2 separate regions of the Homo sapiens genome follow, and region 2 is linked to region 1. The links are chromatin loops, found by intact Hi-C in ENCODE. Cell type or tissue: heart right ventricle. All regions are shown on one strand. Each heading gives the region's core, and the rest is flanking DNA. Links, peaks and the distances in the headings are about the cores only. Region 1 overlaps DLGAP1 (DLG associated protein 1). Region 2 overlaps DLGAP1 (DLG associated protein 1).

Region 1 (5,381 bases), core at 55-5,054:
TCGATCTCCTGACCTCGTGATCCACCTGCCTCAGCCTCCCAATGTGCTGGGATTACAGGCAGGAGCCACCGTGCCTGGCCTCCAGTGTCTCTTCTTATAAGAACACTATTCCCATCATGAAGTTCTCACCCTTGTGATCACATCTAAACCTAATTGCCTCCCAAAGGCCCCATCTCCAGATACCATCACACTGGGCATTAGGGCCTCAACATATGAATCAGGAGGAAAACAATTCAGTCCATAGCATCTGATACTATTTTCTATCTTTGAGTATAATAGCTCATGGAAGGGTCGTGATGCACCTCAGCCATGAAGAAGAAACTATGAGTAAATGCATTTTAAGTGATTAAAATATGAATTCTGAGCATTATTTTTACCAGCAATGTGCCTGCTGCTGGAATTTGCTTTGATAGCATGGTGAGGATCCGACAGTTTCCATCTCCTGCTGACTTCAGCTCTTAGCTCAGTGGCTAAGCGGCTGTTACTGACAGGTCTAGAGCATATTCGTGGATCGAGCTCACCTTACGTGTCTGCTTCCTCCTGGGCTGTCACTCAGCGCATGTTCCCTCTCTTTAGGGCCTCTTAAGAGAACACACTACCTGAATCCTACCAATGGAATGTTACAATTATTAGAAACATTTTTCATATACAGTACTCATGAAATCATTAAGTTTTCATGTAGTTTTTACAATTGTAAAAGTTTGTCATTTGTATCTCATTTGATTATTAAACAGCCCCTTTGTATACCGGAGAATCTGTTGCATTAATGACAGGTCATGGGCAGAACCAAAAGCCCAGGACTTCACACTCCACAACCAGAATGTTTTCCATAGTATTAAATGCCAGTGAGAAATGAGAAGAGAAGAGTTGTTCCCTCCAAATCTTCACTATGGAAGATTTCCCAGGACAATCTTGAGTCTACAGTTCTGAGTGCTTTGCCTGTCTTAATCACAAATTAATTTCTCTCTCTCTATGTCTGCATTAGAACCCAGAACAGAGATACAGAAGGGCGATATCAGTAATCAATGCTGGTGATAATGTTTGCTTGGGGCTGCTGGGGAAACCTGGCTACTAATTGGCAATAACTCAGTGGGCGATGTTGGTCCTTAACTCCTTAATCGTATTAGCCCTTTGACCATCGGATAGCATCTCTTTAAGACTGGCCCAATCCTGCGGCTCTGCTCATTCCACCTGCTCATTCCTCCCAGCACTGCCAGATGTCCAACGAGATCATACAATACAAGGATAACAAATTTTTTTGTGGGTTTTGGTTGGTATATATGAGGAGAACCTTTGTGTTTTATTTGGATAATTTGTATTCAACAAGCCCTGGAACCCTAAGAAAATAGGTGATGTGCCTATCTATCTATCTCCCGGTCTAGCTACCTGGGAGGCTGAGGTGGGAGGATCGCATGGGCCCAGGAGTTGGGAGTCCAGCCTGGACAACATAGTGAGACCCTCATCTCTAAAAATAAACAAACAAATAAATAATACAAGTAAATTTAAAAATAGAAAACAGGCCAGGCGCGGTGACTCATGCCTGTAATCCCAGCACTTTGGGAGGCCAAGGTGGGCAGATCACGAGGTCAAGAGATCGAGACCATCCTGGCCAACATGGTGAAACCCCGTCTCTACTAAAAATACAAAAATTAGCTGGGCGTGGTGGTGGGCGCCTGTAGTCCCAGCTACTCAGGAGGCTGAGGCAGGAGAATCGCTTGAACCCAGGGGGCGGAGGTTGCAGTGAGCCAAGATCATGCCACTGCACTCCAGCCTGGCAACAGAGAGAGACCCTGTCTCAAAAAAAAGAAAAGAGAAAAGAAAACAGATGAGGACAAGGGAGAAAATATATTTTTAAATAAGTGTTTAGCTTAGTTTCCAATAAGAAAATCTCTGTGTCTGTTTCAAGGAATTTGGGGGTTTCTTCCTGGCTTTTCATGACATCCATCTCCCCTGTCACTTAGGACACTCAGTGGGTGTCTCTGTGATCCTCTGGATCCTGGCTAGAATGAGTTATATATGTCCACGGAGTCTTACACTCATGCCAATTTGGAAGTAAGTGAGTAACTCACAAGGGAAATTGGCTTCAGTTACATTCTCCCTGACCAATAAATAAGTATTCATTGGATCGTTTGCATCTCTAAGATATTCCATATTCTTCAGGATGCTGACTCCATCACACAGGAATGAATGCCTAAGGCTTCGCAGTGGGAGATAAGTGGGAGAGAAGCTGCTTTGCAGAAGTCAGGCGTGGTGCGAGAGGAAACCAGTGACGCACTTTTTCTCCTCCATATGTTATCAGATTAGCCAGATCCTATGTGCTGAGAACTGGCAGAGCTTCCTCCGCTGCTGAATAGATTGAGCAGTAACTCCCAGCCACACAGCCACCTTGATAATTAGGTGACATTTCTGCCAACTTCTGCAATCTGCCCTCTAGGGGGGCAGTGGGCCAAGTCACACCTTTGTGGCTACGTATGGTCCCACATGAATGACTCAATCCCATTGTTTTATGTCAGCCTTTCCTGTCCCACACAAAAGCCCCGAGTGTGAGAAGCTCTCTTTATACATAGAGGAACCTTCCACCTTCAGCCCCATGGTCAGTGCTGACTGACAGCATCCTGGGTGGGTTCTCCACGGGACCCTTTCCAGGTGCCATTCCCCATTGCTATAGTCAAGTTCAACAAGGTAGTAAGAGCAAGACTTTGACACGGAGAGTTTTGAAGTCAGAAATAAATGAATCCATGCCTATAATTGAGATGGGCTTTGAACATGTATCACAATAATGCACACTGTCAGCTGCACTGAGTCTCTTCTGTATATGTTCTGTCCTAGCTAACAAGTTTCCTGCCTCATCACTGACCTCCAAGCTGTCACCTTCCATGCTGCCACAGTTAGAGAAGGGTTAAAGGAAGTTGTGCAGCCAAACAGGAGAGTCTGAGGGCAGGTGGAACTAAGAGACAACTGGGACCTAGCCAGCCAGGCCCTTCTTGACAAAGGAGAAGGGAGGAGACGTGCAGAGTTAGGAATGAAGCATTTAAGTATATGTGGTGTCCTCGTTCATTCATGGGTTCATTTGTTCAGCTGGTACTTAACCTTGCTGTGTACCAGGCACTGTGCTGGACACTGGGGATACCACAGTGAACAAAACAGGCAGTAGCCCCTGCCCTTACAGAGCTTGCATCCTAGTAGGGAAGACAAAAACCAGCAAGACAGATAAGTGACATAAAGAGCAAGGAAGACTAGGATAACGGCTAAGAAGGAAAAAGTTAAGCAGGAGGAGGTGCTGTTCAGAGAAAGTGATTACGAAAGGCCACACTCACAAGGGGATAGTGTCAGGGGGTCGCAGAGTGGGGCATGCAGCTGTGCAAGGGGAAAGTGAGTCAGACAGAAAGCAGCAAGTCCTGGAGGTGTGCCTGGTGTGCAGGAGGCCATGCAGGAGAGCAGGGGTGGCCACAGCAGAGAGCGCAAAGAGAGAGCTAGGCTCAAGAAGGCAGGAGGGAAGGGAGCCAGACAGCATGGGCCACGGGGAGCACTTCGAGTTGTACTCTAAGTGACATGGGACTCTAACAGCCTTGGGTGGAGGACCAGCACTTTAAGGGGATAAATCTGGCTGCTCTATCAAGAAGAAATTGGAAGGGGGAAGAATGGAAGTCAATACTTTGGGTTGTACTCTGAGTGACACGGGGACTCTGACAGCCTTGGGTGGAGGAGCAGCACTTCAAAGGAATAAATCTGGCTGCTCTATCGAGAAGAAATTGGAGGGAGGCAAGGATGGAAGTCAGGGAAAGCCACACAGCCCTCCGGGACAGTGAGAGTGAGAACAGGGTGGGGCAGTGGACAGGTATGTGCCCATCCTGAGGGCAGGGCTGGCAGGGTGCATTCACGGATCAGACATGGGCTGTGGAAGAAAACAGAGCTGGCCATTGGATCACATGGATGACTCTGGAGAGGCCATATGGAACCGTGGTGTGCTGAAACAGTCCTTCTCAGAGAGAGAGGGCAAGCAATTCATCTGCTAATTCCTCCTGGTCTCCTGCCTTTCATTGGTCGAGTCGTATTCCATGGGATATTAACAGCGCCGCACTTGTGAGCTGTGATACTTACTGAGGGCCTTGAGACTCCTAGTGAAAAAGCCTCCACAGGCCCAGCGGCTCAATGGGGTTGGGCAAACCCGTCCCTGAGGGAGGTCGAGACACCAGCAGTGCCGCAGGTGGAGGAAGAAGCACGGTGGCCAGGCTTCACAGATGGCAGCAGCATGAGCCATCCTGAGGCTGCTCTGTCCAGGAAGCAGGGCCAGAGTCCAAGGCTGAGGGGTCAGGCAGGACCAACAGGATCTGGAAGGTACATGCACAAGCCCCAGTACATTATTCCAGCAGTTCAGCTAACACAGGCTCAATCTGGGCTGACACAGGTGCCCAAAGAAGCTGGCCTGTATGGTGAGGTGTGGCCGCAGATGGTGGTGCCACACATTGTCAGGTTAGTGGGACCATCCCATTCCTTCTGGTCTGCAGTGGAGGCCAAGACAGCAAATGGAATTGCAGAGCTCAAGGTCCAAACTCCATGCAGAAGGGGTTGAGAGAAGGGAAGTAAGAGGTCAAAGTTTCCATCAAAGAGATCAGTATGACGCCAAGGCAGATGTCCCATCATAATATCTTTTTTTTTTTGAGATGGAGTCTCGCTGGAGTGCAGTGGTATGATCTTGGCTCACTGCTGCAATCTCTACCTCCTGGGTTCAAGCAGTTCTCCTGCCCCAGCCTCCCAAGTAGGTGGGATTACAGGCCATGCACCACCATGCCTGGCTAATTTTTGTGTTTTTAGTAGAGACAGGGTTTCACCATGTTGGCCAGGCTGGTCTTGAACTCCAGGCCTCAAGTGATCCATCTACCTCAGCCTCCCAAAGTGATGGGATTACAGGTGTGAGCCATCGTGCCCAGCCCCATCATAATATCTTAAGTACCCACAGCTGGAGTTAGGGAAGAGGGCTGCTGCCCTGCAGGCCCGTGAGTACACAGGGCCAGCTGGTTACAGGGCTGGGGCATAGGGCTTCTGCAGTGCGATGATACCAGGTTAGATGTGGCCTGGGGTAGGGCTCTAGCCAGCCAGCTATAGTGGGGTGGGGGGTGGTCCCCAGTGTGGACGTGGGAGCAGACAGGGATTAACACATTACTTTGCTGTTAAAAAATGATGAATTGCCCATTTGCCTTTTTTTAATTTTATTTTTTAAATGCAGAATCTCGCTCTGTTGCTTAGGCTGGAGTGCAGTGGCACAATCATAGCTCACTGCAGCCTCAACCTCCTGAGCTCAGGCAATCCTCCTGCCTCAGCCTCCCGAGTAGGTGAGACCACAGGCGTGTACCACCACACCCAGCTTCATTTGCTTATTT
Region 2 (5,381 bases), core at 52-5,051, 190 kb before region 1:
TAAAGTATAGCACATACTCTTAGTCTAATGATTTCAAGATGAAATCCAAAAGTTAAAGACAAAACGCTCTTTAAAATATGCATAGAAATCTGTAATTGGAGCATATAAGAAAGACAATATCATGATTACATTTCATTAAATAGTCATTGTAGGAATGTTAGCTTTGAATAAATTATAACCTCAAATGTATCTAAGAAAATTATAAAAGTGAAAATAAATATCTCTGAACATACACTTTTTAGACTTTAATAACTAAAAATAATTATAATATAGGCATAGTTCTGTGGGTGAAGTGAGTTCGAATACGCAAAGCACTTGGAACGATGCCTGGTACCGAGTAGACCCAATGTAGCTATTTGCTTTTGGTAGACAGATGCCATTCTTTTTGTTAATCACAGTTATAATTGAATTTTAGAATTTTTAAATAGGACGAAAGATTAGTGCCCATTGAAGCCAGTGGGTTTTTTGTTTTCCAAACTTTTTTTTGGTAGCAAAATTCAGTTTTCAAAATCCTTTCTCCAAACAATCGAGGAAATGGGGACCTCAGTGAGTAGGCCTGGAAGAGGAGCTGCTCTGCAGGAAGTGGGGCCAGATTTCTATCTATTAGCAATCTCCCCTTGAGGCAACTTTGGAACCCAGTCTGAACACTAAGCCAAGGCACTCTACCATTTGACAGATGAGGAAAATAAACCCTAGGGAGGTAAATAAACCTAGGGAGGTAAATGCTCTCATTCTCAAAGCTAGCACAGTCAGATTGTTTTCCAGAAAATAATTAATACCTAACATACCTGGAAACGAGCGCTATTTGCAGGGTGATAGTCAAGTTATTAAACCAGTGTCCAATCAAAATGGCTCTGCGTAGTCAGAGCCTCGTCCTGTGTCGAGCATTAACTTTTCAGTTGCTAAATCATAGGACATTTTTGTGGGAGGCAGGGTGTCACCATTGAAGGGTCCAGTATCCGGGGAGCTCAGGACAATAGGTAATTACCAACTGGTATAAAAGTGATTTTAACAAGGTACAATCATACCAGATGGGTAACAGCTAAATGTCAGCCCTGGGCGTTTGAAGATGTCCTCCGCAGGCTAGAAAAAAATCCACGTTGGATTGGAATCCTGCTGAGAATAGCTACACTATAATTGGAACTCTGGAGACTGTATCTGTTCCTTCTCATTTGGTCTTTCTAGAAATCAAAGTTCTCCTCTGGACTCTTCCAAAACATTTAGACATTTACTGGCTTCCAAAAGAAGGAACTCATGGTGATATTGACCATTTTTAAAGAAAATAAAAGCATGAAGCCGAGCATGGTAGTACACACTTGGAATCCCACATATTTGGAAGACTGAGGCTAGAAGATTGCTTGAGGCCAGAAGTTCGAGACCAGCCTGAGCAACATGGCAAGACCCCATCTTTAAAAAAAAAAAAAAGTTAAATCAAAATAAAATTTTAAAAAGATGCGAGTGGTTGCTTTGTATTTATCGTTCAAAATAAGTTGAAGGATAGAAAATGATAGCTGAATGCCACTAATTGTAGAAGTTGATCTGTGTTTCCATCTTAACAAAAGGATTTGTAAGAATACTTGTCATTTGCTTACACTTATTAAAATAAATGGCTTCTACCAGCAGTCTTGACGCAGACTATCCACCTGCATAAGAAACGGGCGATGGTGACAGAAGGAAAAAAAAGAACAAAGCCCTGCCGGGTGCCCCAGTGGGAGAATTGGTATGTTGGATTTGAATGGGAAGAGGGAGGATGTTCCAGAGGTGTGTGGGGAGAGATGGGAATAGAAAATGAAGGACTGTGTTGTTATAAGAACAAGCAAAGCATATACAGACAGCTTATGAATTTGCGCTAGGATGACTTTCCGCTACATCATGGAGTTTAGATTCCCCATGTCAAAGGCAGATCTGTATCTCTTTTGTATTCCAGAAAAGTATTTGCACATCACTTTTCTGGCTCTTGGGGGAGGGAGAGAGGCATGGGAGAAAATTCATTTAAGTGTATGCCTTAAAATGAAGTGCATTTGGCTAATGAGTAAGCAGCTGTTTAGTTAAGCAAATGACTCATACTGGGGTATTTATAGAGCACAACTATTTTTCAAGCCTGTACAAATTTAAAAGAAAGAAGTTTCCCTATAACCCCAAAGCAGATGTTTCTACATTTATGAACAAAGCACTACTGAACAGTAAGCCCGTCCTTCAGGTTTATCAATGCATCTATTAAAACATATGTTAGTCTTCCTAGGAAGTATATATCTCTTCATTGAACAGAGAACACTTATAGAGTATTTATTTTGTTCTATGTTAAAAAAAAAAAAAAAGTAAGTCGAAGGCCCAGGCTTTAAGAAGTAAAGTCTGATCAGAAAGTTATATCATCTGCCCAAAAAATATAGCTAATAATGAAAAGTGAGATTCAAAATTGACAACCACAGGAGTGCCATGAGCTGTAATTAGCTTAACTTTTTATTTGCTTGTAACTTAATAGCCAATATTTTTTCAGAGCTTAGTATGAGCCAGGCCTGGAGCATTTGAGTCCTCTTGTTGAAAAAGTATGTTTTACAAAAAGACTTTAAAATGAAACTGAAAGCAATAACATAAATCACATCAGGAAGAGAGGGAGACAGTATGACACTGGGGATCACATGTGGCTCAGAGGTTCTTGCTAATCAAGGTAGAAAGGGGATCAGGATATGTTAGAGGAACTCAAGGAGGCAGATGCATGTGGCTGGTATCTTTGAATAAGGGTTCACACAGTCATGAGATGTGAAATTACCTTTAAAGAATGGGTTAGGATTAGATAAATGCAAGTGATTTCCAAGAAGGGACAATGGCTTTAACAAAAACAATGAGGGTGGAAATAAGACATAGCTCCTCACTGAGTGAATACAAGGCATGGTTGGGATGGGTCAATAAACCTGTCTGAATGGAGGACACAGGCAGGGGACAATGGTGAAGATTGGTCAGGAATCAAATATGCCAGGGCCTTCAGAACCGGCTGAGCTCTGTGGGCAAAATAAAGACCCAAACACCGAGATGGATTAACAGGGGAAAGATGAACCTGGGCTGGTGAGACATGCATGCAACAAGGTAGGACTAGGGGCAGGGGATTCAATTAGGAGTTGATTGTGGACTGGCCTAACATAAATAGGCCTCAACCAAGGTCGAGGCAGAGAAAATGCCAAAGAAGTGAAAATGAAGGAATGGCAAGGAAAGGGGATGACTGCTTGGCTGTGAGAAGCATTGGGAAAGAACATTAAAGATGGCTTTAGAGTCGCCAGCCTGGGTGACAGGGTGAATGTGAGAGGAGTACATCAGTCTCATCAGAGGAGGAATTATTTTAGACACCTGGAGCTTAGAGTGCTGTCAGAACAGACAAGTGAAGCAGTCTCAAGGCAGCCAAAAATGTGCAACTGAGACTTAGTCAGTGCAGACTTGGGATTTCCATTTGAATGATCTAGCACAGGGCAGACTTGGGGTAATTGAGGTGATATGACCTCTGAGACATTGTAGAGACTGAAGCCATCCTGAGTCAGGGGAGACCACTGAAGGGACCTGCCCTCACAAGGGATTTTGGTTTTCTTAGGTCACCATGAGAAGGGACCACAAACTGGCAGCTGAAACAACAGAAATTGATGTCCTGACAGTTCTGGAGGCTGAAGTCCGAGATCAAGGTGTAGGCAGATTAAGAAAAATGATTAAGATCCTGTGTGCTTTGTCTTAGGATTTTCTGATTATTTTTTTCTCTTTCAAAAGACTGCAAATTGGAGAAGTTTCAGAAGCTTTTCCATTCCGTGAGGATCTTTTATTTTCTTTTATCTGTCCCCAAGAGCCTCTTTTTTTCTTCTTCCCATTATTTCTGACCAGATAGGCTCTCTGTGCCTGTTTTTTGTTGGGAAAGAAACCTCTACCACAAGTTGCAGTTTCATGTTCCCGGGGAGCATTTCAGTGGTAACTCAGTCATTATAGGGGTGTTGTCTAAGAACTTGCCTAGCTGCAATGGTCCTGCTGATTCTGTTATCTCTTTAAACAATGCGGTAGACGTTAGAATGGGCTGATGATTTATTTTCCCATTCTGGCAAGTTTTACAAGTGCTTCTTTCATAATAGGAGAGTCTTTTTTAAACGGGGGTAATTTAGATTTGTTTGTTCTTGGAAGGAGGGTGGGGTATGAGGAATGCCATAATCTTACATTATGGTATTAATCATTCTTTGTTCAGTTTGTTCTTTTACAGGTTTAATCTTGCATTCAGTTTTGATAGAGAACATAAAGCATTTTTTTAACCTAATGATGTCTCAAGTAGCGGTGGTACTTGAGATGGCTCATTTTGTACATTACTTCATGGAAAATAGATTCTTGGCACCCCCAACAACTAGTGTGAGCTGGCAAGCCACAGATCCTTGGAGGTTCAGCTGCTTCCTCTGTTAAAAGCAGATACTGACACATAGTGAGTACATCAGGCAAATGAGCTTTATTTGGGGAATGTTGAATTTAGGGTCCTGTTAGAACATACAAATAAATTTGTCCTTATAGCACTGTTTTGAGATTATATAAGTACCTGGCATAATTAAGTAATGGCAATCACTATAATTATCATTATTAATTCAAGGTACCTTTTTCTTTTTCCTGATGGATAACCCTTACATTCTTACAAATACTAAATTAATGAATAAGAAAAAATGTGCATATAATTTTGCTTTGAAATTTCAAATAAGGAAAAATAAATCTAAAAAATAAATATTTTCTATATTCCTTTGACTCTGAAGAACCACCCAAAAGAACCCTCTAATAAGTATGCATCTAATATTTTCTATAAGCAAGTTTTTTGGGAACCTTTGTTCCTGATATGTTATTATAATTCCTCAGATACAAGCAATAGTGAAACCACTTTACTCTTTAATCATCATATGAAGGTTTTAGTAATTATAGAAAATGACACTTAAGAAAAAAATTCAAAACAAATTTCATAAGATATCTAAGCAATGATGGTTCATGTTTTGATTTTCCACCATTCCATCACATTCTCAATTCAAATTTGTAAGTAATTATTAATTACCTAAGTCTGCGACTCACGGTGCTAGAATGTTGTAGAATATACCAACCAGTACAAAATGGGCTTCTTGCCATCACTGAGCTTCCAAACCAGCTGGAGAGAAAAGACTTAATGATGAGGAGAAGAAGGGCTATAAATGGAATGAATGTCTTAAGGGCTTACCATGTGTCAGGCATGTAGATAATAAGAACTGATCACAGGCTATCCCATGGAAACCTCACCACGTCTCTGAGAGGTACCCCCATTGATGTTCAGAGAAGTTAATTACCAGCACCAAATCACAAGTCTGTCTGTCCTGCTCCAAAAGCAAATGCATTTTCTATATTATAGAAAA

Evidence for each region. A loop is a pair of places that touch in the nucleus more often than their neighbours do. Peaks named below come from ENCODE experiments on the same cell type or tissue, not always from the same donor. Only the 100,000 strongest peaks of a DNase experiment are listed, where the experiment ranks them.
Region 2: a loop joins it to region 1, with 2.7 times the contacts of the local background. A loop is called at or near these places in 2 of 110 quality-filtered maps.

The regions. Positions count from the first base shown.
Region 1 is chr18:3,791,751-3,797,131 of GRCh38, reverse strand. The region is part of intron 5 of DLGAP1 (DLG associated protein 1); the gene reads left to right. Among named protein-coding and RNA genes, the nearest start is that of DLGAP1-AS3, 84 kb to the left of the region's middle. In heart right ventricle, for the core only: no CTCF peak of the experiment used is centred there; a DNase peak (open chromatin) is centred at 2,443.
Region 2 is chr18:3,982,459-3,987,839 of GRCh38, reverse strand. The region is part of intron 3 of DLGAP1 (DLG associated protein 1); the gene reads left to right. The region is part of intron 1 of DLGAP1-AS4 (DLGAP1 antisense RNA 4); the gene reads right to left. Among named protein-coding and RNA genes, the nearest start is that of DLGAP1-AS4, 23 kb to the right of the region's middle. In heart right ventricle, for the core only: no CTCF peak of the experiment used is centred there; no DNase peak of the experiment used is centred there.